Linked DNA regions of Homo sapiens: region 2 is linked to region 1. The links are chromatin loops, found by intact Hi-C in ENCODE. Cell type or tissue: chondrocyte. All regions are shown on one strand. Each heading gives the region's core, and the rest is flanking DNA. Links, peaks and the distances in the headings are about the cores only. Region 1 overlaps CCDC192 (coiled-coil domain containing 192). Region 2 overlaps CCDC192 (coiled-coil domain containing 192).

Region 1 (16,052 bases), core at 7,072-9,571:
TCTTTTTATATGCTGGATTACATTTATTGATTTGCGTATATTGAACCAGCCTTGCATCCCAGGGATGAAGCCCACTTGATCATGGTGGATAAGCTTTTTGATGTGCTGCTGGATTCGTTTTGCCAGTATTTTATTGAGGATTTTTGCATCAATGTTCATCAAGGATATTGTTCTAAAATTCTCTTTTTTGGTTGTGTCTCTGCCCGGCTTTGGTATCAGAATGATGCTGGCCTCATAAAATGAGTTAGGGAGGATTCCCTCTTTTTCTATTGATTGGAATAGTTTCAGAAGGAATGGTACCAGTTCCTCCTTTTACCTATGGTAGAATTTGGCTGTGAATCCATCTGGTCCTGGACTCTTTTTGGTTGGTAAGCTATTGATTATTGCCACAATTTGAGATCCTGTTATTGGTCTATTCAGAGATTCAACTTCTTCCTGGTTTAGTCTTGGGAGAGTGTATATGTCAAGGAATTTATCCATTTCTTCTAGATTTTCTAGTTTATTTGCGTAGAGGTGTTTATAGTATTCTCTGATGGTAGTTTGTATTTCTGTGGGATCGGTGGTGATATCCCCTTTATCATTTTTTATTGTGTCTATTTGATTCTTCTCTCTTTTTTTCTTTATTAGTCTTGCTAGCGGTCTATCAATTTTGTTGATCCTTTCAAAAAACCAGCTCCTGGATTCATTAATTTTTTGAAGAGTTTTTTGTGTCTCTATTTCCTTCACTTCTGCTCGGATTTTAGTTATTTCTTGCCTTCTGCTAGCTTTTGAATGTGTTTGCTCTTGCTTTTCTAGTTCTTTTAATTGTGATGTTAGGGTGTCAATTTTGCATCTTTCCTGCTTTCTCTTGTGGGCATTTAGTGCTATAAATTTCCCTCTACACACTGCTTTGAATGCATCCCAGAGATTCTGGTATGTTGTGTCTTTGTTCACAGTGGTTTCAAAGAACATCTTTATTTCTGCCTTCATTTCATTATGTACCCAGTAGTCATTCAGGAGCAGGTTGTTCAGTTTCCATGTAGTTGAGGGGTTTTGAGTGAGATTCTTAATCCTGAGTTCTAGTTTGATTGCACTGTGGTCTGAGAGATAGTTTGTTATAATTTCTGTTCTTTTACATTTGCTGAGGAGTGCTTTACTTCCAAGTATGTGGTCAATTTTGGAATAGGTGTGGTGTGGTGCTGAAAAAAATGTATATTCTGTTGATTTGGGGTGGAGAGTTCTGTAGATGTCTATTAGGTCCGCTTGGTGCAGAGCTGAGTTCAATTCCTGGGTATCCTTGTTGACTTTCTGTCTCGTTGATCTGTCTAATGTTGACAGTGGGGTGTTAAAGTCTCCCATTATTAATGTGTGGGAGTCTAAGTCTCTTTGTAGGTCACTCAGGACTTGCTTTATGAATCTGGGTGCTCCTGTATTGGGTGCATATATATTTAGGGTAGTTAGCTCTTCTTGTTGAATTCATCCCTTTACCATTATGTAATGGCCTTCTTTGTCTCTTTTGATCTTTGTTGGTTTAAAGTCTGTTTTATCAGAGACTAAGATTGCAACCCCTGCCTTTTTTTGTTTTCCATTTGCTTGGTAGATCTTCCTCCATCCTTTTATTTTGAGCCTATGTGTGTCTCTGCACGTGAGATGGGTTTCCTGAATACAGCACACTGATGGGTCTTGACTCTTTATCCAATTTGCCAGTCTGTGTCTTTTAATTGGAGCATTTAGTCCATTTACATTTAAAGTTAATATTGTTATGTGTGAATTTGATCCTGTCATTATGATGTTAGCTGGTTATTTTGCTCGTTAGTTGATGCAGTTTCTTCCTAGTCTCGATGGTCTTTACATCTTGGCATGATTTTGCAGCAGCTGGTACCAGTTGTTCCTTTCCATGTTTAGCACTTCCTTCAAGAGCTCTTTTAGGGCAGGCCTGGTGGTGACAAAATCTCTCAGCATTTGCTTGTCTGTAAAGTATTTTATTTCTCCTTCACTCATGAAGCTTAGTTTGGCTGGATATGAAATTCTGGGTTGAAAATTCTTTTCTTTAAGAATGTTGAATATTGGCCCCCACTCTCTTCTGGCTTGTAGGGTTTCTGCCGAGAGATCCGCTATTAGTCTGATGGGCTTCCCTTTGAGGGTAACGTGACCTTTCTCTCTGGCTGCCCTTAACATTTTTTCCTTCATTTCAACTTTGGTGAATCTGACAATTATGTGTCTTGGAGTTGCTCTTCTCGAGGAGTATCTTTGTGGCGTTCTCTATATTTCCTGAATCTGAACGTTGGCCTGCCTTGCTAGACTGGGGAAATTCTCCTGGATAATATCCTGCAGAGTGTTTTCCAACTTGGTTCCATTCTCCCCATCACTTTCAGGTACACCAATCAGACGTAGATTTGGTCTTTTCACATAGTCCCATATTTCTTGGAGGCTTTACTCATTTCTTTGTATTCTTTTTTCTCTAAACTTTCCTTCTCGCTTCATTTCATTCATTTCTTCTTCCATTGCTGATACCCTTTCTTCCAGTTGATCGCATCGGCTCCTGAGGCTTCTGCATTCTTCACGTAGTTCTCGAGCCTTGGTTTTCAGCTCCATCAGCTCCTTTAAGCACTTCTCTGTATTGGTTATTCTAGTTATACATTCTTCTAAATTTTTTTCAAAGTTTTCAACTTCTTTGCCTTTGGTTTGAACGTCCTCCCGTAGCTCAGAGTAATTTGATCGTCTGAAGCCTTCTTCCCTCAGCTCATCAAAGTCATTCTCCATCCAGCTTTGTTCCGTTGCTGGTGAGGAGCTGCATTCCTTTGGAGGAGGAGAGGCACTCTGATTTTTAGTTTCCAGTTTTTCTGCTCTGTTTTTTCCCCATCTTTGTGGTTTTATCTACTTTTGGTCTTTGATGATGGTGATGTTCAGATGGGTTTTTGGTGTGGATGTCCTTTCTGTTTGTTAGTTTTCCTTCTAACAGACAGGACCCTCAGCTGCAGGTCTGTTGGAGTACCCTGCCGTGTGAGGTGTCAGTGTGCCCCTGCTGGAGGGTGCCTCCCAGTTAGGCTGCTCGGGGGTCAGGGGTCAGGGACCCACTTGAGGAGGCAGTCTGCCCGTTCTCAGATCTCCAGCTGTGTACTGGAAGAACCACTGCTCTCTTCAAAGCTGTCAGACAGGGACATTTAAGTCTGCAGAGGTTACTGCTGTCTTTTTGTTTGTCTGTGCCCTGCCCCCAGAGGTGGAGCCTACAGAGGCAGGCAGGCCTCCTTGAGCTGTGGTGGGCTCCACCCAGTTAGAGCTTCCGGGCTGCTTTGTTTACCTAAGCAAGCCTGGGCAATGGCGGGCGCCCCTCCCCCAGCCTCGCTGCCGCCTTGCAGTTTGATCTCAGACTGCTGTGCTAGCAGTCAGCGAGACTCCGTGGGCGTAGGACCCTCTGAGCCAGGTGCGAGATATAATCTCGTGGTGCGCCGTTTTTTAAGCCGGTTGGAAAAGTGCGGTATTCGGGTGGGAGTGACCCGATTTTCCAGGTGCCGTTCGTCACCCCTTTCTTTGACTAGGAAAGGGAACTCCCTGACCCCTTGCGCTTCCCAAGTGAGGCAATGCCTCGCCCTGCTTTGGGTCGCGTCGGTGTGCGCACCCACTGACCTGCGCCCACTGTCTGGCACTCCCTAGTGAGATGAACCCGGTACCTCAGATGGAAATGCAGAAATCACCCGTCTTCTGCGTCGCTCAGGCTGGGAGCTGTGGACCGGAGCTGTTCCTATTCGGCCATCTTGGCTCCTCGCAGTTCATTGTTTGTGGGGTTAATTGGAAGCAGCTGCAGCAGGAGTATTCACAAGAAAACAGGACACACCCACAGCCAAGCTATAGGAAGGTCATCATCCTAGCATGTACAAGGTTTTCCAACTTTTCATATTTCTTTCTAATTATTAAGTATCACAATAGCAAAAGAGTAGTTAGGAAGTGCTCTAATCTCACAAAGGCCTGTACCTTGTGTTTTCCTACCAATTTTGCATACTCTTCAGCTTGTAGCTGAGAAAAAGTAACTTTAGAAACATTTTGAGTCCAGGCGCAGTGGCTCACACCTGCAATCCCAGCACTTTGGGAGGCTGAGGCGGGCAGATCACGAGGTCAGGATTTCAAGACTAGCCTGGCCAACATGGGGAATCCACGTCTCTACTAAAAATATAAAAATTATCCAGGCATGGTGGCGCGTGCCTGTAATCTCCAGGGGCTGAGACAGGAGAATCGCTTGAACCCAGGAGGTGGAGGTTGCAGTGAGCCAAGATCGTGCCCTTGCACTCGGCCTGGGCAACAAGAGCAAAACTCTGCCTGGAAAAAAAAAAAAAAAAAAGAGAAAAAACTTGACAGGCAGAGTCTACACATCTGCTAATTTAAGTCATATTAGCCAGGCTCTGGGGAAGAATGATCTGATTCTAAAACATGTGGTATCTTTGCTTTAATGACATATGCTAAGAAGGTGAAGATGAGAGGAAACAGGGTTTCTCTGAGTTCAGTTGACTCTGTTCCTACTGTTAGATGACTGTTAAAAACATAGGCATTCTAGGTGACATCTTCCATCAGGAATGTGAAATTTTCATCCTAACCTTTTGGAGTAAGAATAAAAGTTTCAAAGTAGTCAAATTCCAATGACAGTTATTTAATCTAACTTTCTAAAGCTGTTCATTGTCATCATTTATTTTTTACTCTTTTTACTTTGTATATTTTAAATGAAACTATTGTTAAAACATTTTGCTGTTTTATTTCCATGTTAAGAAAAGGGGAGGATTTGTGTGAGTTTATCAAGCCTATCATTGATAAACTCTTATGGATCTTATCAAGTCCATAAGATTGTTTGAGATGCACTCAAACTATCCATGTCAAAAAGTAATACTTGATTTTTTTTTTTTTAAAGAAAGCGTCCCTGGATACTGGACAGATGGCGTTTACCTTGGCCCAACTTGAGTCCTTGGAGATTTGCCTGAAAGAAGCAGAAGAAAAGGCTAAAGCTTTATCTGAACAGGTAACACCTGTCATGGGAACTGGAAACAAATGTTCCTCAGTGTGCAGCATGGCAAGTGTAAATGTAAACACACGTTTTAACCTCTCCCTCTACTGATACACACACACACACACACACATACACACACACACACACACATTGCAGTATGCCCCCCCACCCCACACACACACAGCATTCCATTCATTTTAGACATAACAGTGCTTACTTTAGTCTGTATGGACCTTTTCAGCGTTTAAAACTTTTTTCATCTTTATATTTTATTTGACTTTCATTCACCACAGGCCATGAGTTAGGCAAACCTTCTTTAACTAAGTGATCTTCCTGAATAAGCAAAGCATATTTGCATTATAAACAGATAAGCTCAAAGATAAAATAAAGCCTATTGGAGCCATGCAGAAGTAATTTTCTTTTATTTTTAGGAAACTTTACTTGGAAGAGAGTTTTTCAAATATTGACATCCCTCTTGGGTTTTTGAAACTTACAGAAGCAAAGCAGCAGGTGATAAGTGGAGCCTGGTCTGCCCCAGGTGGCCTGGACACGTTATAGGTGCTTTGCATGTACAGCAGCTCCATGATTTCAGAGACAGTGGCTGTGGGTATAAGTAAAGCTCAGACCAGGGCTGGAACATTTCCCAATAAGATTATACTTTGCAAATAGTGCAGCTATTGTTGCCTTTCCCCCTGGTCAGAGAGGCTTGGCCCCAGGGGACAAACTGCTTGGAGTCTCGGTCCCCCAGTGCTCTCTTTTGGTGACAGTCAGTGAAGGGAAAAGGATGGAGGAGGCCCTGCAATGTTAGAAATGTTTATTAATTTCTTCTGGATTGATACATTTAGATAAAAGTATATTTTAGATACATTGGAAAAAAAGAATTTTAAGGTACTTTTAATAAAGGTAGTCTCCCTGTATAGTGAAACCTAATTGCATCAGAATTTTAGCGGAAACTAAGGAGGAAAGGTGCTTGTGTTATGAGAAAAAGTATAATTAATATATAATTTAGTGATACACACACAAATGCCCTTCATTTCTTTTTCAGCTTACCAAAAAAGGTGCATCCCTTACTTTGGCATGTATTTATTGTTTACTGACTAAATGCGATTGATGCAAGCGGTCACAGGGGGCTTGTGTCAATTAATAAAAATGTGTTGCCCTTTTGGAAAAGTTTCCATCTCAGCCTCAAGCCATAGCTCTAGCCTGCCAACTGTTGTTTTTTTTTTTTTCTAAAATAAACAAAAACAAGCCTCGAACTGTGGCAAAATTAAGAATTACCAAGAACGTAATGATAAACATAAGGTACCATTTCAAAGCAAAAAAAAAAAAAACTAAGAATTTCAGAGTCTCCAAATTGGGAAAGATTTTTCAATGGATAACTAAAAAAGGGCACCCATGCTGGGATTAGGTTACACTAAGAAGGTATATAGGATTTTTTTTTTTTTGGTAATCAAATGGCTTTTAATGATTTCTCGTTTGAATCAGTAAGATTGAATTCACTCATAAAAGTACCCATTCCTGCACTTTGGGAGGCTGAGGCGGGTGGATCACGAGGTCAAGAGATCGAGACCATCCTGGCTAACATGGCGAAAGCCCGTTTCTACTAAAAGTACAAAAAAATTAGCCCAGCGTAGTGGGTGGCACCTGTAGTCCCAGGTACTCGGGAGGCTGAGGCAGGAGAATGGCGTGAACCCGGGAGGCGGAGCTTGCAGTGAGCCGAGATTGCGCCACTGCACTCCAGCCTGGGCGACAGAGCCAGACTCTGTCTCAAAGAAAAAAAAAAAAAGTACACATTATTTTTGTTCTTGATGAAATATTTTTATCCAATGCAAATGTAACCACCCAATCAATGGGTTCACCTTGCCCGCTGCCTAGACAGAATCGATTTATCAAGACAGGGGAATTACAACGGAGAAAGAGTAAATCACAGAGCCGCAGAGCCGGCTGTGCAGGAGACCGGGATTTTATTATTACTCAAATCAGTCTCCCTAAGCATTCAGGGATCAGAGTTTTTAAAGATAATTCGACGGGGAGGGGCCCGGGAAGTGGGGAGTGCTGGTTGGTCAGGTTGGAGATGGAATCATAGGAGCTCGAAGTTAGGTTTTCTTAATGTCTTCTGTTCCTGGGTGCGATGGCAGAACTGGTTGGGGCAGATTACCATCTGAGTGGTGTCAGCTGATCCATCGAGTGCAGGATCTGCAAAATATCTGAAGCACTGATCTTAAGCTTTACAATAGTGATGTTATCCCCAGGAGCAATTTGGGGAGGTTCAGCCACAGGCTGCATGAACCCTAAATTGTAATTTCTAATCTTGCAGCTAATTTGGTAGTTCTGCAAGGGCAGATTGGACCCCAGGCAAGAACAGGGTCTTTTCGGGAAAGGGCTGTTATCAATTTTGTTTCAGAGTCAAACCATGAACTGAATTCCTTCCCAAAGTTAGTTCGGCCTATGCCCAGGAATGAACAAGGACAGCTTAAGGGTTAGAAGCAAGATAGAGTTGGTTAGGTCTTATTTCTCTCACTGTCATAATTTCCTCAGTTATAATTTACAAAGGTGGTTTCACAAATAGCTCCTAATATTTAAGATTCTTAGCTGGATGATCTCTTTATATAACACCAAACAATTAGATGTATTTATTTTTTCAGTAATATAGCAGATTAAATATATAAAATGGAAACTGGATTTCACTTAACTTTTTTGTACCTACCATAAGTAAGGTGCTGGTTAGGTGTTTTGTGGGAAAGACATGTAAGCCAGAGCTTCTCTACCCAAGTAGCTCACAGAGAATAGAAAAATTGGAAGACATGGAGAATGAAAATAGGTGTTTATATGACTCCAAGATAAACTGCACAATAGCATTAAGTTGCAGGATCTGTACATGTTAATTGTACTAAAGGATAGTTCTTGAAGTTGCCAAATTTGCATAACCAAGTGAGTTTAATTGGAAGTTGGCCATAGTTTGAGGAAAGGGAGAGTATGATGTGTAAAAGCACATTGCAGCCATTTTCAATATTATATTTTTAATTAACTTGAGCATTTTATGAGATCTGGCTGTCTTCATTGTTACTGTTGAGAGGGGTCAATCAACACTGTTGTCAGAGGATTTAATCCTGAGATTTTTGCTTTCTCCAATGTTTAGTCTCTTCCTTGAAAACATAAAAACTTTAAGAACAGTCCTCTGTCCCCTATTTTAAAATTTAAGTCAACATTAAAAACATATGGATGAGAGGATAGGGAAAGGGGAGAAACTGATATTTCCTAAGAATGTTCTTGAGAATATTTCAGAATAGAACACCTGTCACAAACAATCAAACATTTGTCCACTGGGTGCCACTGTCTTCCTTACCAGGCCATGCCACTAAGGGATTGCAGTAAGACTGTCTTTAGTGTTAAAGACAAGGATTACACACACACACACACACACACACACACACACTCTCTCTCTCTCTCTCTCTCAATCTGTGTGTATGTGTGTGTGTGTGTGTGTGTTTGAAGGAATATTTTTGCCTGCTGTACACGTTAAGGCTTTTTCTAAATGTCATTAATTTAGGATTTGTCACAAGGATGTTGGGAATGCTAGCTTGCCTTTACTGGTAACCCAAATTATGGGCTAGCCGGGTGAAGTAGAATGAGGTGGGGAGTGTGGAAGACACGACAAGAACCAAGATTTGTGCTGGAATGAAGCAGTGGAAGCTTGCAATATTATCAAACAATGGATCCTGCCTTTGAGAAAAGGGTTAATCTCACTGTTATTCAAGACCTTATCTGTTAGCTTTGCCTCTGAGAACACAGATTTAACTCAGAATGGAAAGTATAGGTGCCTAGTGTTGTTACCTGCATTAATCATCTGTTGGTCCTGGGCCTAAATTTGTGCAAACTGGGCATTTCTAAGGTCTCCTTCAGCAAGGTCCACTGTTACAAAGAAAAAAATTAGAAATAGCCAACAAATAAGAAGGTTGTGGCCACTTCCTCCGATGAGGTCACACAGTCAACAGAATTCTTTGTTGGGCTTCACTTTAGCTTACAATTATTCTTTATTTCTCTGCAGCCAAGTCACTAATGTCAAAATAAAAGAAATAATGGGATCAGGATAACTTGCAATTAAGACTTATAATCTGGGTTAGTCAAGGCTTTGAGAAATAACTGCACCAATTCAGCCAAAGTAGAGTGAGAAAGTGTCATTTGGCTCCAACTTCTAACCTAGGTTATAATGATAAACCACTCAACATATTACCAAGTTTTGCTTAAGAAAATACTTTATTGTATTTCCCATAGGTTAAGATCAGGTGGGAGGAAAACTAAATGCCTGGATGTTGGGTAATAGATAAAAAAAAGGGTGAATAAAAGGGAGAAAAGCTGTTAGGAATGTGAAAGAAAGATGAAAAGTAAAAGCATTTCTAGAGAAGCCCATAAAAAATAGTTTTTTCATGTGTGCTGGCTTCTATCACCAGTGAATATAAGAGGACAAGGAAAGGGACTCTGGTGGACTGCTGTTTATGACCATACACAAGCAAATAGACCATACAGCTTTTGTGCTGAGACAAAAGATAGTGTCAAGAAAACCCATACTTTTGCAATGAAGTCTGGATCCAGATGCATGCCAACATAGAGCTTATGAGGTAACATTCCTTTTGGCAGCAGTGTTAGCCCAGAGTCTCTCCCATTTATCAATGGCTTCTGGTTCCCAGCTCCAGGTATCAGATCAGGGAGAGCCCAGGCTTTGTTCCTGCTCCACTATCTGCTAGCTTTATGGCCTTGGGCAATTCACTTTGTCTCCCCAGCTACAGTTGTCTTATCTAGGAGGGTGTAAACATGCTAGTTACATAGGGCTGTTGTGAGGCTGTTATTAAATGGGATAGGTATCTGTCCCTCTGTCCCTTTGTGGTTATTATGGCTGAATGTTTCTGTCCCCCTGCCAAAAAGAAAAAAACCATATATTGAAACCTAATCCACAATATGATAGTATGTGGTGGTGGGATCTTTGGTGGATGATAAGTTCTTGAGGGCACTGCCTCAGGAATGGGACTAGTGTCCTTATAAAAGAGACTCAAGGGATCTCCCTCACCCCTTCCACCATGTGAGGACAGAGCAAGAAGCTGCCATCTGTGAACCAGGAAGCAGACCCTCATAAGACACCAGATCTGTTGGTGCCTTGATCTTGGACTGCTCAGCCTCTAGAATTTGAAGAAAGAAAGAAATTCCCATTGTTTATATGCTAGCCAGTTTATGGTATTTTGTTATAGCAGCCCAAATGAACTAAGACAGTAGGTTCTCAAAAACATCTGTTTATTTTCACTCCTACCAGTGGTCATAGCAGAACTGTGTAGTTCTCTTTATGCCTTCAGCCACATAAATTAACGAGTTCCAACCTACCACAAAAGTCTTTCTTTCTCACACACACACACTGCCCCGCTCGCTACCCAAGCTCCCTTGTCATAACTTGGCTGGCTTTTCTACTATCCAGTTTTCTCTTCTACTCTTTCTCATCTCTTCATCTGGTAAAGGGATTTTAGTTCTTTAACCTTGTCTTTCCTTTCTGCTTCATCTCTTGGAGCTTCTGTCTGTTTCTGTCCATTATCTGATTTTGTACAGACTGGGAGCTGTTTTCCTTGGCAAGCTGGGGCAGGGAGGGTGTCAGGAGGTGAATCCAGTAAGGACTATGTAGTAAGAATTCATTTCATATATCTTCTGGGTACCATACCTAGCAAAATATAGTTACATATGAGAAAACTTTTTAAAGTTCATGGAAAAATGGAATTAAACAATAAAAATAAAAATTATAAATTTTATTTTTCAACATAAGCTTCATCAATTTCAAGACACTTTTGAAGTGATGATACCAGCCCTTTAGTCCACCTTAAAGAACTGAGGGTCCTGGGGATTTAACCATTTTAATACAGTGGTTTTTTTTTTTTACATCATTAACTAAAGAAAACTGAGTGCTCTTTAAAGGTTTTTTAAGACTGGGAAACAAAAATAAGGCAGAAGCAGCCAAATCAGTACTGTAAGGAAGATGCCTAATGATTTCCCATGGAAACTCTTGCAAAGTTGCCCTTTTTGATGAGAGGTCTGGGTTAGCATCTGGTACTGAAGCGAGATGAGGTAAGTTTCAAAACTTTACATTTATAACAAGTTCCCATCTCGCTTTAGTACCAGATGCTAACCCAGATCTTCAGGCTGAGGTTCTTTTTCACCCTTGTCCTGTGTTCTCCAACTGCATGGCTAACACGGTGCAACCCCATCTCTACTAAAAAATACAAAAAATTCGCCGGGCATGGTGGCAGGCTGAGATCGCGCCACTGCACTCCAGCCTGGGTGACAGAGCGAGATTCTGTCTCAAAAAAAAAAAAAAAAAAAAAAAGGAAAGTTTTAGGAAGATTGAAAAATAATAATGCTCCAAGAGCCCCGTGTTATAGTTTGCAGAGATAATCTCAGCAAGACAGAAAACCAAGTCTTAAGTTAGCAGAAGATGGCAAGAGCTGAACTCTAAGATACCCCTCCTTGTTGGAGTCGTATGATGAGACTCCTGGAATGTAAGAGGTGGGGATAAATTACCCGTAATTTGTATTTGAAGAAAGAAAATATTATGTGTATGTTGTCAGAATGAACAAGAAAGTTAAAGGAAATTCAAGAGGAGGCAAAAACGCAAAAGAAACACTCCGTTCTGAAAAAGACTTGTATCTATTCTGACTGGCTCCCCAACATCCTGCTCCCCTTCAAGCCCATTCTGGCTTATTGCAAGAACCTAATTTGGGGCATTTGTGGCTTTGCACGCTGTTCAAAGTCAAGATCAAGCCAGGTTTAGTTTCTTTGCTGTTTTTTCTGTTTGTTTGTTTTTGTTGGTCAGCACTCATTTGTTCATTTAACAATTGTTTATTGAGGATTCACTATATGCCAGGTACTATATCTAGAAGTGGGAACACAGCAGTAAACAAGATTGATAAGACCCCTGACTCATGGAGCTGACATTCTACTGGAGGACACAGATAGCAAACAAATAAACATTGAAAATACATGGAGCTTCAGATGGTGTTAAATACTTTGCTGGGCCACACTAAAGGGTATCTGTGGGACTACGCTTAAACTTAAATCCCACTGGGAAGTCTGGTTCCTGAGAATAACCTTGTGGGCCCTTGTCCTTGAGAAGCTGGTGACTGTAGCTCTATGTGCATGTGTATGTTGGAGTGTGTGTATGTTGGAGTGTGTGTGTTATTCCTGTTGTTTTTGATATGAAACAATAAAACCTAAGGCCAAATTATTGCTCTAGGTTAGATCAAGGTTCTTGGGGCTCAGGTTTTCTCTTCAAGATGGCATTTTCAAAGAAACGGGAGGATTTTAATAGTTTACTTTCTCTTGAGAGTTTTAACTATTTTGCTAATATTTACCCTAAATTCTTCAGGTATATTTATGTGTATTGTTATAAAGCTTGGACTAGAAACAAACAACGCCCCACCAAAAAAACTAATAAGTTATGTTTGACTCTAATCAGCAAGAAATTATGAATCATTTTATGCCTAAGGCCCTAACAAAACTCCCATTATTTCTCTCTTAGTACATCTTAGTGTCCAGTCTATCTTTTCTTTATGTTTAGGAATAGAAGGAACAAAGATACCAGCAAATTTTTGATACTGAATTTGTGTATTGAGTGGCTAAAAGTAATCTGATGCATACTGAGATTATCCAAAAAATGCTCTGTTTTTTTTTCATTGTTTATATGCAACAGTGGATCTTTTGATGTCAAGTTTATTTGAAATAAACAATGTGCCCTTGGTAGGAGTATTCATTTCTGCAAATGCTCAGAAATTATGCTTGACATGCCAATCTGAAATCATGAGTTTTGTGAATGAGTTTTTGTTTTCAGAACTATTTTGAAGTGTACTTTAATGCCATAAAATCACAAGCAGTCTGTTTGACCCAAAATGAGTTCCTTATCAACATGAAGCCCAGTTATCAGGAACTTCATTAAACAATTTGGCTAGCCAGAGTTCTGATTGATTTTACAGCAGACAAGTTCCCTCCTTATTAAAAAACAAAACAAAATCCAACAACTTCTCATTTAAGCAGATGTTCATCTTCATCTTGTTACTGGGTTGTTGGCATAAATTGGTAGCCTCAGAGAATGCAAGGAAAAAAATAGAAGCTGGTGAAGAGATGGTGTTGTTTTGAATAGAGTCAAACACAATGACAAATCGGCTTCTGTAGTATATTGTTGTTGCAGGCGGGATGTGTGGATTGTTGGCCTGTTACATAACTAAAAACTTCCTTTTGCTTGTAAATGTCAAGATCAAACAGAGGTCAGTTTTAAATAGCTGACCGGTGCTAATAAATGTGACTTTCTTGTCTTGGAAAAAGCAAAAAGCCTCATGCCTTAAGAGTCATGGCTCTGCTGTTAGGAGGAGGTGTCTTTGTGTATGGGCTTAACCTGTATTTTGTTCATGAGATTTTCTTTGAGATGGTAAATGAACTTTCCCTTTGCTTATTGTCTACAAATAAATTAGTAAGTTAGGTATATGCTTTTGTTCAATTATTCATTCAATAAATATTAATCGAGTTTATACTATGAGCTAGGCATTCTGTTTGGTACTTCTGTGAATTTTAGCTATGTATTTCTCCAAACAGTCCTGGAAAATTGTATATGCCATTTTGCAAATGATGAAAGCTCTTTTGTGGGTTTGCAGCCCTCTTGTCTGCTCCTTCTATAGACTCTCCTTGGTGATCTGACTTTAGCATACACAATCTGCTGAAAAGCCTTAAGTCCTCACTACTAGTCCAGGTCTTCCCTGACTTCAGACCTAATTATGTATACTGAACAGCTCCACCAAGGTTCTCACAGACAACTCAAGCTCTCCATCTCCATCTCCAAAATTCAACTTACCTGCTTCTTGCCCCAAACCTGTTCCTTCTCCCACATTCCCTAGGCCAGTGATCAGTGCCACCAGCCACACTGTGCTGCTTTGATTCTTTCCTTTTCCTCATGCCTCATATGCAATCAATTGCTGAGTACTACAGGTGATGACTCCCAAATCACTCTTGAATCCATCTTTTTTTCTCTATCTCCACTATCACCATTTTTGTCCAGGCTACCTTCTGCAGTGCCTCTCCTGACTTTACCTTCATTATGGCCCTTGTTTAATGACTCCTCAACACTACACCAGAATGAAGGTTCTATAACAAAGATCTCATATTTCTCAACTTTAAATCTTAAATTAGCCTGATTTCACTGTCAGGGTCAAATCTGTCCTCTAACAGATCTTACAATGCCATTTATGATCCGACCACCTGCTTGTTTCTCCAGCTTTACCTTACACCACTCCCTGTATACCACTATTACACCACTTTCAGTTCTTTAAAGGTATCATATCCTCTCTCACCTTTCTAATCTAGAAAAAACAAAGGCCTCATTTCTTAGAGTCAAATTATCATTAATACACCCCTTTCCCTCTGCTTCTGCCTAGAATTTCTCTGCTAACTTTCTCTACTTCCTCTTATCGCCTTACTCATTATCCAAAGAACCCCAAGAGACTTCTTTTCAGATCCTCAGTTAGATGCCATTCCCTCCAAAATGCACTTCTTCTTCCTTCAAGTTTGGGTTAGATGTCCTTAGGTGCTTTCATAATCTCTCTCCCACCTCCCGCCGATAATAATTGCTTGTCTGTGTCTCCCACTATACCATATAACACATGGAAGAAGCTCAGACAGTAACTCCTCTGAGGTCCTAAGCCAAATTAGAATTCATTACTTGTCCCTTTTCTGTCAAAGCCCATGTTTTTTCCATTATACATTTGGAGTTGACCCCTACACAAGGAGGGCCATTGAAGGAGGCACATTCTGATCTGTGCTCAAGAGAGAAAACAGTGAGGGACTGAGAAGGACAGATTTGAGAGACCAAAGCCAGGCATATCAATGTGTAGGCTCTTATAAAAATCCAGTTTGGAAATGATAAAGGCCTAAATTATTGGTGGAGAGAAGACAGAGACAAGATATATTTATGAGTTGGATTTGGTGATTAATTAAATGTAGAAGTTGAAGGGAAAGTAGGATTCAAGACAGATCCCAAGTTTCAGGTGACTACGTAACCTGTGGTTACCCAACTATCTTATGTTAGAATCATTAGATGTTAAAAATGATTCATTTCTTATGGACAACTCCATGCAGGCTCAATTTACCACTTACGCTATAGATTCTTCATCCAAGTTTTGGATGATTTTAATCTCCTTTTTTAGATCTTCTGAATCTTGCAATCCTTGGATATTATGTCAGATCCTTTAACTCTGGGGTGTCTAATCTTTTGGCTTCTCTTGGCCACATTAGAAGAAGAAGAATTGTCTTGGGGCACTTGTAAAATACATTAACACTAAGAATAGCTGATGAGCTAAAAAAAAAAAATTCACAAAAAACCTCATACTGTTTTAAGAAAGTTTACCAATGTGTATTGGGCCACATTCCATGCCATCCTGGGCCACATGTGGCCCACGGGCTGCAGGTTGGACAGCTTATTTTAAGCCATTTCCTGGAAATAGGTTTTCTTCTATTTTTCAGTCCCTGGAGCTTCAGGGAGAAAATTTTGGAAGACCATGTGTTTTGTGTATGAAGATCTCATTTATTAGCCTCAGAAAGTGTTTAATGTTGAAGTCTGGAGTTACACCAATGCAAATCTCTTGAGGTTATTGAATGAGTGTATAGTGACATGCAGTGGTCTAGTACAGAGGTCTTCAAAATTTTGTCCAGCAGGTCCCTTGGAGGTTCCTAGCACTCTTAAATGATCTTTAAAGTTAAAAGATTTGGATAATAGTTAAAATTATTTGGATAATAATACTAATAGGTTATTATTCTTTTCTACTATCATTCTTTTATGGGTGGAGGAGAGTCTTCCAGATTCTACATGGCAGAATGTATGCAGAAGCAGATATGAAAGTCCCAATGTCCTTTATTAAACCAGACATTAAGGAAATATGCAAAATGTAAAACAATACCACTTTTTTACTGTTTCATTTTTGTTTAGTTTTGAAAGAGTTATTTTTAATTAAAATATATTTTTGTGTTAGGATATACTGAGTTTATTTTTAAACAAATTAATAAA
Region 2 (16,052 bases), core at 7,836-10,335, 120 kb after region 1:
TACTAGATGAAAGCAATGGAAAAATTAGAGAACTGACTCATTTAATTGCAGCTATATAATATTCAACTTACAGATAATACTGTAAAGTCATGTGCTCACATGATTCATTGCCAACAATTACTTTCTCAGAAGTTTTACTTATAAAGAATAAAGATTCTAAAGTATTAATATCAGTAACATTATTAACTAATACCATGCAACTCAGCAATTTTCAAAACATTCACCTACATACTCCTTTGCTTTTAACACGGAAAACATGTTTATATGAGATCACGTCCATTTCACATTAAACGTAGACATTTCTTCTATAAATGTCTAAATTAACTCTGCCACAAGAAAGCTGCAGTTTTTAAAAAAATATTGTATTTTATGGGAAAATAATACATATCACAGAAAACCTCCCACTTGGCTGTTTTCTCTAATTTCTCCTGTACAGTGTGTGAAGCTATTTCATGCTGTTATAAGCATCATTTCTCCTCTTATGATAATTTTCCTTTTCTCTACTTTGGTTTCTTTATCTTTTGTAAGTTGTTTTAAGGCCAGCTCTTGTACTTCACTGAACCTGTATCACATGAAATTTCACTGCCTTCGGGGCAGAGTGGGGTTTGTAAAGGAGAAGAATATTCATTGGGAAAGTTAATTTAATTAGGTTTTCCTTACTACACCAAAAACTCTAAAGGTGAATTAAGTACCTTGGTACTTCAATACCTCAATTTTCCGGTCCTTGAACACATGCCTGTGCTTTCTGATCCCAGATAAGTCACAGATGGCCAATAGCTATTAATTTTCTTCTGGAAGACAGCTTCAGTCAAGTTCAAAGGGAGTGCTGGACACAGAAAAAGCAAAGTATCTGACCGATTATAAAGTTATTGCTCTTCATTATTTTTGTAATCATGTTAGAAGAGCTTAGCAGCACTTTCACTAAGCAGGTATGGGAATTCTTTTCCACCACTTGTAAATTCGATCCTCTCTGGTTTCTGTGCTCTTCTACCCACGTCACTTCTTACAGATGTTTGCCAATGATACTATACCAACAACTGTAGAGGTGGGGCTAAGAAACTGAAATTGCTTCATATGTAGCTTTGGCCCTTTGGGCACTTTCTGTCCCCAAGGGGAATTGGACTGGAAAACAGCTTCCTGCCAGGCACTGCGAGGTGTGACAGTGCACTTCTCTGTCTGTTCTCAGGGTGTGATTTGAGATTGTAAGACCAAGGAGATCTTGCTTTACCAGATCTCCTCCTTGGTCTACATTTTCTTTTCACATGACCTGCTTGAGCTCTCAGTTTTTTCTTTGCTATGCTCAGCTGGTAATATGAAAAATTATTTATTGTATGATAGCTTCTTTCTTTCTCAAAAATCTTGATTATCAACTTCATTGATGTTTACTGGGTAAAAAGATTTGGCAGCATTACCCAAAGAAAAGAACCTGCAAGTAGAACCTCCTTAATCTCAGAAATGGGTTGGAATATGGCATATAGCATAATGCTCTGTGAAAACAGGTTTGCTAGTAGACATTGATCCAGCTTTTCTTTTTCTTTTTTTTTTTTTTTTCAAGTTGGCGAGATCTTAGTTGCCTAGACCGTTCTATCAACTTCCTGGACGTTTCTCCCTGTCTATGTATACTACATAAAGGGGCCAGAGCCCAGTCTTCCCTGGCTCTCTGTAAAGGGGGTTTAAGTGAAGGCTGCCTGCCAAAAAGTCCCGCTACTTCTGATACTGGAACCTTACACTTAAAAAATCTTAGGTCCCACTGCAGATTCCCATGACGTAGCCATCCCATTGCTCTTCAGTTCTTATGGCCAAGGAGCAGCATAATATGGGGTCAGAGAAGGGGGCAATAAGACAAGGAATCAGAAAATCTGGCTCTGAGTTTTGCTTCTTGGAGCTTTATATTAATGAATTTGGTAAATTATTTCATTTTCTCTGTTTCTACTTCTCCATCTTCAAAACGCTGGACAGTTTGTCCTCTAAGAGGGCATCCAATTCTGTGTCATCCAAGATTTGATGATTCCATCTGACTCTAATTCATACTCAGTGGTGAAGTCCATGTCTATAAGACTTCATGGTCAGAGGTTAGACACTGCTTTCCCTTGCTTTAAAATAGATTTATAGAATCTGAAATGCCTTGGCCAGGTGTGATGGCTAATGCCTGTAATCCCTGCAATTGGGGAGGCCAAGGCAGGCAGATCACTTGAGGTCAGAAGTTCGAAACCAGTCTGGTCAACATGACGAAACCCAGTCTCTACCAAAAAATACAAAAATTTGCTGGGCGTGGCGGTGGGCGCCCATAGTCACAGAGTGAGACTCTGTCAAAAAAAAAAAGAGAGAATCTGAAATGCCATCTTATCAAAACTCCCCACAATGTAGGACACTGGGTAAGACACTGAGGCATGCACAGCATAGTGATAGAAGGCAAAATCTGGAGATAGACCGCAGAGATTTAAATTGTGACTCACCATGTCACTTTGGGCAAGATACTTAAAACTTTTCTGTGTCTCAGTATTTGCACCTAAAAATAGGATTTATAATACTTCTCTTTCATTGGCTTGCTACAAAAATGAAATGAGGCCGGGCACGCTGGCTCATGCCTGTAATCGCAGCACTTTGGGAGGCCGAGGCAGGTGGATCATCTGAGGTCAGGAGTTCGAGAGCAGCCTGGCCAACATGGTGAAACCCCATCTCTACTAAAAATACAAAAAATTAGCTGTGCCTGGTGGCACGTGCCTGTAGTCCCAGCTACTTGGGAGGTTGAGGCAGGAGAATCACTTGAACCCGGGAGGTGGAGGTTGCAGCGAGCTGAGATTACACCACTGCGTTCCACCCTGGGCAATAAGAGCAAAACTCCATCTCAAAAAAATAAAATAAAATAAAATAAGCTAGTACATATAAAGTTCTCAGAATGATGCCTGGCATATTGTAGGTGGCCAATAACTGTTAGCACCTCTCTGGAACACTCCCAGCAATGGCCTGTCTACCACATGCAGGGGAGGGAACAGTGCCATATTTTAGGGCAAAACATTCCAATTTTTGGACAACTCTACTATTAGAAAGTTCTATCTTATCACTGGAATTCATCCCAAGTGTAAGGTTATCCCTTTATCTTGTATTAATTTGAAGTTTCTCTTAAATAAACACTTATACAGGCATCCTGGAAAGCAGAACATCTATTGTCAAATGCCACTTCTGTATCTAATAACTATTTATTTATCCTACAGAGGGAAAAAACTGAGACTTTCCTCCAACTATAGGCAAACTCTTCCCTTATAGTGAGTCAGGTTGTTTGTTGAATTACTGGGATTTCATTTTCTTTTTATTATAAATCCCAAACCTTGGGTTTCAGGAGTAACTAAAATATATTTCTATAGCATTTTGCAACATAAAATAAGATGAGTTGGGACTCAGATGGGAGGGCTACTGCAAAGAACTGAAAGGTGTTAGCTTTGATTTCCAAGATCTGACTCTCTTGGCTATCAAGCACCTACCAGTGGTCATGTGGGGTCAGGCTCTGGGTCAAGGTTAGGGTGATTCCTAAGGGTTTGTGTATCAACTAGCTCCCCAAAACTTTATCAAATTAAATAAGAAAAAGCTACGTCTTGCACTTGTGATTGTTTTTCATTCGAGGCATTTGTAAGAAAGGTTCTTCTGATCCATTCTTTGTCACTTTAGATGACTCAACAGAATGGTCACAATAACAAGAATCAATTCTGGATACTCCAAGGAAAGATACTAAAGGGAAAGAACAATACCTGGCTCAGAGTGCCCTTAGCTGGGTTCATCAAATCTTTCCTTTATTTCCTAGGGTCTCTAAAGATATCTTGGCAACTCATGCAATAAATGCCATCACACTTCACCAGCACACTTCAATGCTAAATTTTTGTAACCAAGCTGTCACATTGCCTTTCTAGGTTACCTTTAAGTAACTTAAAACAAAAACAAAAACAAAAAAACTAATGGTGCTATTGCTTAGTGCAGACTGAAGTTGTCATTGGAAAGAAAAATCAACATCTGGAAATAAAAAGACCTTGGTTCAAGTCCATTTAGCTGTCTACTCACTATACAACAAGGATTAGGTCCAGCTGAACTCTGGCAGCTCAACTTTCTTGTCTACATAGAGAGATACTAACACGGATGACAGGTTTCATCAATGGGCAGTGGCTGCTGAAAGTGCGACTAAACGATTGTGAATCCAGGGGTGCAACACAGGGTTAAAAAATCCCCAAATCAAAGGCCTGCCATGAACTGAAAAAGAACATACATGACACATATTTGACATCCCTAGACTTTATAATATTCTCCTGAGGGTATATAAATACGAAACATGTAAAATTGACTTTTAAAGACAAGTTGTATCCAAATTCTATCACTATTTATAAGTTTCATTACTATTATTGATTGGCTATTAGAAGAGAAATGCAAGGAAGAACCTATGTATACCTTCTGTATTCAAACCAAATTCTCTTTTATGTCTTCAATAGCGAGCATTTTGCTAGTGGGCCACTGAAGACAAAACCCCTTTGTTATACAGGCTCTCTAAGTGAAGGAGGCTGGGATGGACAGAGTAAATTTCAGACAAAGTGGGAGGAAGCTCTGCCCTGGCAGGCCCAAGAGAGAGCTGCCGTGAGGAGCAAGAGGCAGTGCCTTGGAGTGCTCCTCACATCATTACACGCAGGCAGCCACTGACTTTGCCTAGGCACCGGGCCAGCTCTGGCAGGAGATTGAATCAAGGCTATTTGCATGTCTGTTTTCAGAACATTAAGTTTTGTCTACCCATCCAAAGTGAGGAGATCAATGTAATCATGCAGAAAACTTAATTTCTAAAAAAAGAAGAAGAAATGAAACATCTTGCTTTCAATTAAGTATGAATTTTATTTTCTGTAAAGTATGATAACTCCCATTTTATTTTCTGTAACGTTTCAATTCTTCACTAAAACACTAAAGTATACTTAGAGAAAGTGCTTAGAAAAGATACTTTAGTGTTTTAGTGAAGAGTTGAAAATTTCTCTTATGTGTTTTAAGAGTAATGACAAAACCAGAAAGACATAACTACTACACGGCATAGTGTCGGGTAATGTCATTTCTATGTTATGTCCTTGGATCCCCACAGTAGTCCTATGACATGAATCTAAGGCTTAGAAATGTCATGTGCCAGGCAATTGGGTAATTGCCACGGTTTAAAGTATGTGGAAATACCCAGAAATTTTAAACAGTGCTGGCAACTTTGTGTTGACGCTCTTCTATGAATAGCTCCCTGGTTATTTCTAATTCTCATTAACTTGGAATAATGCAAGCCATTCAGCAATATGATACGAATAGATATTTCCTTTTCAAAACATTGCACAAATACATGATTTCCTCCCTCTTTCCACCCGGTAGGAGAAGTAGGAAAAGAGCACGGTAATAGGAATTTACCTCCAAGCTATAAAGCCTTCCTATCCTTTCAGTAATCACCAAAGAGAGTTCCTAGTTACTAAGGAGACCATAATAGACTGCATTAGATTCAAGTATGACATTTGGGTTGCCTGGCTAGTGAACGCCAAACAGCAAGGAAAATATTATTGTTGCTGAAATCATTTGATGTCTATGACTAATAAAAAACATGTTGGCAAATTGAATTGTTTGAAATGCCCAAAGGGCTTGGTTAAAGCTATGAATTAATAGCAAAGAGCAGTTCTTTCTGGAGAAAAGAAAAAAAAAGATGAAGATGTTGAACTATTTTTAAATGTATCTGAGTAATCAAAAGGTCTCAACAGAAATGTTAGACAGCCAATCTAAGTCTTTTATCCAATTTTTAATTTAAATTTCATTTTCTCCTCCCTTATAGCTAAATAATAAAGTGATATTTTGGTTCACATTATCCTTGAATTCTAAGGGACGCACAGGCTTTGTTAACCTTCTTATCTAGCTTCTCACAAATACCAGAATTATCTTTAAAGTATACCAACTGTACCAACCCTGGAGGCTTTGAGGGCTGAGATGTCCATTTACTCATGTGCTGTGCCCCTCGGGGAGCTGGAGAAAGCCAGAAGTGGAAAGAGTTGAGGGAAGCCCAACTTCCAGTGACCTCTCAACCCAAGTCCCACAGGTCACCAAGGGCCTGCCTGAAGATGTCCATCCAGTCCCTGCTTGATCTTTCCCAGAGCAGGAGGTCTTTGCCAGGATGCATCCTATCCTGTTCTGGATGCAGCTCTGATTGTGTGGAGGGCTCTTTCTCATGTTGTGCCAACATCTGCCTCCTCATGGTTTCTACCCATTGTTCTTCATGTTATCTTGAGAACAACATTGTTTGACTCAGCTTCCTCTCCTTTTGAATAGTCCCTTAGGTAACTAAAGTCAACTGCATGACTGCCCTGTATGCTGTAATGTCTTCTCCAAACTAAATAGTCTCAATTTCTTTCTCAGATTATAAGGTAAATATACAAATATATAATAGTAAGAAGAGACAGAACATATAATCACCATAAAAGACAGACAGCAAAGTGGTCTGGTAATTGAATATTTTTTTAAAAAGAGTTAAAATTTGTACCTAGAAAGGTGAAATTCTTAACTGATATTGAGAACCCCTGTGTCTGTCCACTGAGTTCCTGCATTCTATCCATCAAATTATTCCATCAAAATGAAAATGTAGCTTGGTAAGACTTTTTCTTAGTGACAGACACCATGCCAGCTCCTAGTGACTGTTCATTAATTCTCACCTCACTGCATTTATTTTTTCTTGTGTTTATTTACTGTCAATGCATACTTTGAGAAAAGTTTCTGGAAAAATACATATCTGCATATGAATAGTTGTGACATGATTTGAGAATTTGAATACCATTTATTAAGAATTAAGGGAGGGGCAATGTAAGGAAGATAAATCTTCAGTTCTTTCTCCCCCTAATATCTTATAATGAAAAATTGCAAACATACAAAAAAGTTGAAATAATTATATAGTAAACACCCATATAACTCAAAAACTAGATTCTATAGTGAATATTTTACTATCTTCGGTTTAACACGTATCTATTGTTTCTCTATCAAACTGTCTTATTTATGCATTTCAGTGCAACTTGCTCTCATCAGCACACCTAGTCCTTAACATTTCAGCACACATATTATTGTTAGTTCTTTTTGGACACTTTCTAGCACTCCCTTCACAATCTCTCTTGCCTCATTTTCCCTCATTCTCTCCACTTTCTCAATTTTCATTTCTGTGCCCTTCCTCCTACTCTATATCTCCAAAGTTCTAAATTGTAAAAAGAAAGTGTAGAAATTTGAGCATGGAACAGTATTGAAGTGGAAAAGGTCAATGGTTACCATCCAGGACCTCACAAGGTGCTGTCACCACAGGCCTGGGATAGATGAGATCCTCATGAACAAGTTGATCCAAACCAACTCACCAGAGACAGAGGTATATATTAAAATGCCAACTTAATAATTGAAAAACACAGCTGTCCAGCTGTCAAATACCCAGACATATTTCTTGGTCAGCTTGGTCTCTCCTGAATTAATCTACATGACAGGCCAAATTATGAAGGCTTTCAGTGAATGGAGGCTCAGAAGAAGGGAATTCATTAGAAGGTCTTCATGACTTGGAGGCAGAGACTATCAGCCTTCATGTTTCAACAGCTGGCCAGCATCGTGTCTGACACCCAGAGGATGCATTCTAATAATTAGTGCCACCTCTTTACAAGTACTGCCATGAAAACCAGGCCTCTGTGTTGTGGCTCACGGTACCTCTCACCTGGATTGTGCTGGCTGAACCCTGCCTAATTCTACCCTCTAACTCCCCTTAAAGAAGTTCCATGACTACCATTCTCCTTCGAGTAACACATTTCTTTTAGCCATGTTCATGCCATTAACTAAGCTTTAGTGAAGTGCTGATCTTCCTGTTTGGGGTCTAGAAGATAACCTGATCTGGGTGACCTCCCAAAGGTTTAGATCTCATAAATCATCCAGATGATGTATGTAGTTGTACTGGCAACAAAGCAAAAAGTGAAATGAGGGGTCTTTGAAATGAGAGGCCTGTTTCTATTTAAGACCATTTTTGATAAATTGATTTTACTGGTGTTACTCTCAAAGAGGAGAGTGGTTCCCTACTGCCTGAGTATAGTGCCTTCAGAGGCCAGGGAAGAATATGATCTTACCTAGTGAGCAAAAACCATCCCTTCCCTATCTCAAGATTTATGTCTGATAAGAAATGTTAGTAGATTATTTTCCCGGCTTCCTAATTACCAGCCCACAAAGACTTGGCAAGGTGAGCTCTTCAGTGGAAAGGTAGCTATACAAAAGCAACACGAAAGCGCAAATGCAACACCTTTCACAACAGACAGCTTCTCCAAAGTTGCAGATAAATCCAATTTTAATGAATCAAATCTACTCTGAAACCCTAAAAGGAACTTTCGAGTCATGAAGTCTCGAGGTGAATCCTTTGATTATGTAACAAGTTCCTAATGCAGTTCTCCCAAAGATTTCGATCTCATAAATCAAATTATTTTAGAGTAAGGCATTCCTGTTCATTACTGCTTAAAAACCATTCTTATGCTTGACGCTTTCTTACCCTTGACACTTTCCCTGTATGGATCCCATACTAAATATCAGAAAACACCAGCGTTTGGTGGTCGTATCACACTTTAGAGTGTATTTGAAAGCAAACCATTATGGTGTTGAGGGGGAAATGACTTAGAATCAAGGCTCTATTTCATATGAGTCTACTTACAGATGGGAAAAAAAATCTGATACTAGTAGGCATTAGTACCTCGGTGGCAAATGCCAACTGGCAAGTAGAGTTCTTCTAACTGCCTCTATTATAAGCAACAGGGTTCTGACCCAGGTAAAAACTCTTCAACAGTGTAAAAGATACTATGATGAAGAGAGTGGGCTTTTTTTTGTTGAGGGTTCAAACACTCTGACAGGAGCACATACACTGTTTCACAAACCTCAAACAGGACTCAATCTAGATAAACAGGGAGTGTTTCATCTAAGCAGGCTTCAAAGGCAGTGTTTGTTCAGACATCATTCATTCCTTTTATTTCTTTGATGCGTCTGTCCCTAGTGATGGAAACTCTTATTTTTTTTTTTTTTAAGAAACTAAAGCATGAAAAGAAAGTGAAAAAACTACAGACTGATTTGGCAACAGCTAATGCCATCACAGTTCTGGAACTCAATGAGAAGATAAAGACTCTATATGAAGGAAAGCCAGCCCCTAGAGGTCAGTATTACCACGTGACAGATCCACACTGGCCCGTCAGCTGGGTGATGTATGTAGTTGTATTGGCAACGAAGCAAAAAAAACGAGGCTACAGGCCTGGTCTGACCTCTGTGTGGCACCAGTAGAGACAGCACATGAACTACTAACTCCAGGCTGGATTCACTTTCACCTTGAGAGGGGCAGGGAATGAATAAGCGGTTTGCTCGTTAAGGGAAAGTCTGTGAGGCTGAAGAGCTAGACTGAAATAGATCTGAGAAGTGTCACTGCACAAGCTGGGTGGTAGCAGGGGGAGGGCAGGGCGTAAGAAGGAAGGCAGGTGCCTGCAGGGACTGAGCTCTGGAGTGAGACAGAGCTGTCTGAAAGCACAGGCTGACAGACTAGGGCACAGGGAAGAGAACAGAATTTTTTTTTTTTTTTTTTTTTTACCAATAGGCAAATGAACCAGAAACAAGCAGAGAAGGCTGGCTGGAGATGAAATGTGGGTAGTTCAGAAAATTGTTAATAGCCACATTGGTTCTGACTTTTTAAAAAAAGACTTCTCCAGCTAACAAATTATAAACACACCATTAGGCAACAAACAAGCAAACAACAAACAAAAAAACTCCAAATCTCAGACTGTAATTTTAGCAAGAATACTAGTTAACAATTAATACAGTGCTATGGGCCAGGTATTTTGCTAAGCATTCCATGTCTATTTAATTCTAAGAATAACCTCTAAGGTAAGTACATTTAAGAATTCCCTAAGAATAAGCAGAGGCTTAGAGATGTGTGTTACCTTGCCACTGCACAAGCAACACTTGGAGAGTCACCCTCTAGAGCAGCCGCTGACCATACCCTAGTGTGCCTTTCCCAGCTTTGGGAGACTCAGGGCATTCCCTCTGCTATGTCACAGTAATATCAAACTTCACTCCTGCCTGGTGAATCTCTTGCAAAGCTGTGGTTCCTGGGAAAAATGTCTTCCTTTGATGTGTGCCACTCTTGCAAAGCCAGGAACATGCCATCGTTCTTACTCTGGCTTTCTTTATTACTCATGAGTAATTGTGGAAAAAGAGGAGCAATGCAGAATCAAATGGAGGAGGAGGAAGCAGGCGATGTGGTAGTTTCAGAAAGGGAGACACTCCCAGCACCTGACTACATGGTAAAGCTTTTCATGTGAATTTGATATTCATTTTCAATTTCGTATAGTGCTTTCCCAGGATTCAAATGCCATGTAACATTGTGAACTTGAAACAGTTTTTTCTTTCAATGAAACAACATAAAGGCAGTTTGTAAATTTGCTTTTACCACCATGAAACCTAAAAGAATAAAATCCGTCACAGAATATTATCCATTTAAAAGTCCTTATTCTGAGGCATTAGCCAGATTTTCCACTGGTTTCATTAGAAGAAACTGACAATGATTGTAGAGCACATTGGAGAAAGTTCCCCAGCTCGCTTACGAGAAGCTTTCAACTTTTCAATTGCGTTTTAAACCCGGTGCAAAAATATATATATATAATCGCAAGGTCTCTAATTCTTATTAGTTTCATTTTTTTCAATATTATTTACTGTATAATGACAATTTTGTTTCTTGGATATTTTGATAGGGCAAAATTTAAATAATACTGAGGGACTAGAACTCTAATGGCTTGGGATAGGGAAGAAAACATTAAATCTTACCCTTTTTTTGCCCATTATTCTCTTTATTTTTGTGGATTTTTTTTTTAAACTACCTGTATAGAAAAACATGGGTATTTATGAACAGATGCAAATTTAAAATTTAAATAAAGCCAGTCATTGTAAGATCCATTATGGATCAAAACAGTGATTTTCTTTTGGAGCTACATGTTGCTTCTCTTATTTGGTGGGGAAACTAAGTCAGTCGACTGACATCTAGCACTAAGATCCTAAATCAAATATTTGCACATTCTTGCTCTTCCACAGGCCCCTTGCAGCCTCACCCACATTCAATAGTCCGGGAGGTTGTCAAGGCCATTGTTGTCCCAGAATAATATTAACTGGCATTCTCAGAAATCTGGTCACCTTGGCCTCTGAATTCACTTCAGAATAAAGTGTGAAAAGATGTCCAGTAACTTTAATACACAATGACCCCTATTTAATCACAGGACAATGAGGGCTGGCCCACCCCCCCACACACATATTTCTGGACCTAGAACACCACCACTCCCCTGATTATCTTGTAAAATGTTTGTTTTGGGTTCTCAGACCTCTGTTTGCAAATGAAAGATGCTCCAGTCATAACAGCTTAAGGAGAAAGGGTGATTTACCGGCACATGTAAACAAACCAAGAGAGAGCATTGCACTAGCCTTGGAGTAAGATGGATTCCAGTCTAAAGTACCATCAGGAAACACTGTGTCACTCATCTCTGCTTCTCTCTAAAGATGGATTCCAGTCTAAAGTACCATCAGGAAACGGTGTCACTCACCTCTGCTTCTCTCTGCATTGAGACTTGATTCTCTCAGGCTAGACTTCAGAAGAGAATGGAAATATGGCCACAAGCAGCTATGGGCTGCCCTCCTTATCATATAATCTCCAGGGAAGAAAGAAAGCATTTTTCCACTAACTCTAGTTGGAAAGTGCAAGAAAGAACTCAGTCCTAGCTTAGGTTGGGTACCCATCTGTGGATATGAACCAATCTTTGTGGCCAGGGCTGAGGAAATAAGGTTGAACAAACTGTGGTCATGTCCCCACCACTGGGTGGCAGGGTAGAGGGAGTAAATGTGGGGAAGGAGAATGCTCCAGCTGGCAGCTCCTACGAAAAGCACAGAGCTGGATTAGGAGAAATCCACTTTCTTAAAGGAATATCTCATTACTGGAAAGGAGTGATAGGCAAAACCAATATCTCCTAGCCAGGCATGGTGATGCATCCCTGTAATCCCAGCTACTTGGGAGGCTGAGGCATGAGAATTGCTTGAACCTGGGAGGCAGAGGTTGCAGTGAGCTGAGATCGTGCCACTGCACTCCAGTCTTGGTGAAAGAGCAAGACTCTGTCTCAAAAAATAAAATGAAATTGCCTTGGCGATGCGGGCTCTTTTTTGGTTCCATATGAACTTTAAAGTAGTTTTTTCCAATTCTGTGAAGAAAGTCATTGGTAGCTTGATGGGGATGGCATTGAATCTGTAAATTACCTTGGGCAGTATGGCCATTTTCATGATATTGATTCTTCCTACCCATGAGCATGGAATGTTCTTCCATTTGTTTGTATCCTCTTTTATTTCCTTGAGCAGTGGTTTGTAGTTCTCCTTGAAGAGGTCCTTCACATCCCTTGTAAGTAGGATTCCTAGGTATTTTATTCTCTTTGAAGCAATTGTGAATGGGAGTTCACTCATGATTTGGCTCTCTGTTTGTCTGTTGTTGGTGTATAAGAATGCTTGTGATTTTTGTACATTGATTTTGTATCCTGAGACTTTGCTGAAGTTGCTTATCAGCTTAAGGAGATTTTGGGCTGAGACAATGGGGTTTTCTAGAGCAATCCTAAGCCAAAAGAACAAAGCTGGAGGCATCACACTACCTGACTTCAAACTATACTACAAGGCTACAGTAACCAAAACAGCATGGTACTGGTACCAAAACAGAGATATAGATCAATGGAACAGAACAGAGCCCTCAGAAGTAACACCGCATATCTACAACTATCTGATCTTTGACAAACCTGAGAAAAACAAGCAATGGGGAAAGGATTCCCTATTTAATAAATGGTGCTGGGAAAACTGGCTAGCCATATGTAGAAAGCTGAAACTGGATCCCTTCCTTACACCTTATACAAAAATCAATTCAAGATGGATTAAAGACTTAAACATTAGACCTAAAACCATAAAAACCCTAGAAGAAAACCTAGGCATTACCATTCAGGACATAGGCACGGGCAAGGACTTCATGTCTAAAACACCAAAAGCAATGGCAACAAAAGACAAAATTGACAAATGGGATCTAATTAAACTAAAGAGCTTCTGCACAGCAAAAGAAACTACCATCAGAGTGAACAGGCAACCTACAAAATGGGAGAAAATTTTCGCAACCTACTCATCTGACAAAGGGCTAATATCCAGAATCTACAATGAACTCAAACAAATTTACAAGAAAAAAACAAACAACCCCATCAAAAAGTGGGCGAAGGACATGAACAGACACTTCTCAAAAGAAGACATTTATGCAGCCAAAAAACACATGAAAAAATGCTCATCATCACTGGCCATCAGAGAAATGCAAATCAAAACCACAATGAGATACCATCTCACACCAGTTAGAATGGCTATCATTAAAAAGTCAGGAAACAACAGGTGCTGGAGAGGATGTGGAGAAATAGGAACACATTTACACTGTTGGTGGGACTGTAAACTAGTTCAACCATTGTGGAAGTCAGTGTGGCGATTCCTCAGGGATCTAGAACTGGAAATACCATCCCATTACTGGGTATATACCCAGCCATCCCATTACTGGGTATATACCCAAAGGACTATAAATCATGCTGCTATAAAGACACATGCACACGTATGTTTATTGCGGCATTATTCACAATAGCAAAGACTTGGAACCAACCCAAATGTTCAACAATGATAGACTGGATTAAGAAAATGTGGCACATATACACCATGGAATACTATGCAGCCATAAAAAGTGATGAGTTCATGTCCTTTGTAGGGACATGGATGAAATTGGAAACCATCATTCTCAGTAAACTATCCCAAGAACAAAAAACCAAACACTGCATATTCTCACTCATAGGTGGGAATTGAACAATGAGATCACATGGACACAGGAAGGGGAATATCACACTCTGGGGACTGTGGTGGGGTGGGGGGAGGGGGGAGGGATAGCACTGGGAGATATACCTAATGCTAGATGACGAGTTAGTGGGTGCAGCGCACCAGCATGGCACATGTATACATATGTAACTAACCTGCACAATGTGCACATGTACCCTAAAACTTAAAGTATAATAAAATAAATAAATAAATAAAATGAAAATAAATTAAAAAAAAAACAAAACATCTCCAATACACCTTCAGCTGGTGGTCAAGTTAAAATATAGTATAGGCCAGGCACGGTGGCTCACACCTGTAATCCCAGCACTTTGGGAGGCAGAGGTGGATGGATCGCCTGAGATCAGGAGTTCGAGACCAGCCTGGCTAAAATGGGGAAACCCTATCTCTACCAAAAATACAAAAACTAGCTGGATATGGTGGTGGGCACCTGTAATCCCAGCTACTCCAGAGGCTGAGGCAGGAGAATCACTTGAACCTAGGAGGCAGAGGTTGCAGTGAGCCGAGATTGCACCACTGCACTCCAGCCTGGGTGACAGAGTGAGATTCGAGCTCAAAAAATAAAATAAAATATAGATACATACATACAGTGTAATACTTAATGAGCAACCCATACCATGGGTATTTGTACTTTAAAAGTCGATTCTTCTCAATGAACAAAAGACCTTCATGATCTAAGAAATAAATCTCCAGTGGTATAATTTCAGACCCCATAATAAATATTTCAGACCCCATGATAAATAGAGAGTGAACCACTTTGGAAAAGGAGTCCCCTTCTAGCCTTCAGTAAGTGATACATGGTCACCTACTCTGAAGGCTTGCTTTGTTGTAACAATTATATGGCAAGAAGGGGAAAAAAGTGTTGATTCTAAGTGACATTTGTTACCTAGATTAATATTCAGCTATTTCTCTGTTATAGTTACAAACTGATGCTTACAGTTCTAACAAGCAGATTAATGAAATGTTTCCAAATAAATTAGAACTCCTTTTTACCTCTGTGTGATTTTTCCTTGCTTGGTTCATTTTCTAAGCAGTCTATAGGTCATTCAGGTCTGTCATTCAGGTCTTCTGATCAGAGGGATCAGAGGGATGTTCCAAAATATTAGGAATATTTTTAGGCATATTCATATTCAAATTAATGAAACAGTGTGCTACCAAACTTCTTTCTTTTTAAAAACATAAACACAGTAAACTATTTCATTGGCAGTGTGCTTAAATTACCTCCAAGGAAATAAACGATTTAAGTCGATGGAAAGTTCAGCTGAAAAGAAAAGCCCCTTTATTACAAAACTGGCACAGCAGGAAACTTACTTACAGCCTGAGTGTTGTTTGTTGATTTTACTTTGTTCAAATAATCACAACCCAAGGCGGATTCCTTCCATCATTTCCACACCTGAAATGCTTACAGCTCTATTTAGCAGAACTCAGTAAAACACCTATTGTATCCCTTCAAAGCTTGAGTCCACCTTTTGGTACACTTCAGTATGCAGGAACCTAAGGTTAAATTTTAAAACAATCCTTGTGACCGGTTGTGGTGGCTCACACCTGTAATCCCAGCACTTTGGGAGGCCAAGGTGTCTAGCCTACACATGCATGTCCCCATTATCCCAATGAAAGTCCTGGCAACTCTAAAGTTACCTCTTTGTTTTACTCCCATTAAGGAGGTACTCCTCAGGTAGTGCTGGTACATTCCAGGGTAGACTTATCCAAGACTCAATGTCTGAATCGAGCCAGCTACACTTTTGAGGGGAAGCCTGTAATGGGATTGACATTTTAGTGATTTTTCAGTGACACATAACTTTTTAAACACTACACAACTTATCCCATTTATTTTAAGTATCAAACTATTGCTATCCTACATTCTTGAGAAAGTCCGGAAATATATTTCTTTGCCGACACCCCAGAGCCAATTCTCATTAATATTTTAAAGTGTATCTTTTATCATGATGCCCACCCCTAGGCACTCAGCTCAAACCTCTCTCTTGCAATATTCTTTTTACCTCTCCACCTGTGAAATTCCTCAGGATCAAAGTTCCTATGGCAACTAGGTGTTAGGAAAAGAGGGATTTGGAGGTGATAAAAATGTTCTGGAATTAGATATA

The links. Hi-C counts contacts between places; a loop is a spot of excess contacts. Peaks named below come from ENCODE experiments on the same cell type or tissue, not always from the same donor. Only the 100,000 strongest peaks of a DNase experiment are listed, where the experiment ranks them.
Region 2: a loop joins it to region 1, with 2.4 times the contacts of the local background. A loop is called at or near these places in 18 of 110 quality-filtered maps.

What each region holds. Positions count from the first base shown.
Region 1 is chr5:127,749,392-127,765,443 of GRCh38, forward strand. CCDC192 (coiled-coil domain containing 192) reads left to right here. Exons shown (of 7, transcript NM_001317938.2): 3 at 4,877-4,984. Among named protein-coding and RNA genes, the nearest start is that of CCDC192, 54 kb to the left of the region's middle. RefSeq lists an enhancer at 2,814-4,013. In chondrocyte, for the core only: CTCF peaks have their summits at 8,301 (motif pointing right) and 8,508; no DNase peak of the experiment used is centred there.
Region 2 is chr5:127,866,475-127,882,526 of GRCh38, forward strand. It overlaps CCDC192 (coiled-coil domain containing 192), which reads left to right. Exons shown (of 7, transcript NM_001317938.2): 6 at 9,064-9,187. Among named protein-coding and RNA genes, the nearest start is that of CCDC192, 170 kb to the left of the region's middle. RefSeq lists enhancers at 9,423-9,472, 9,483-9,562. In chondrocyte, for the core only: CTCF peaks have their summits at 9,195 (motif pointing right) and 9,399; no DNase peak of the experiment used is centred there.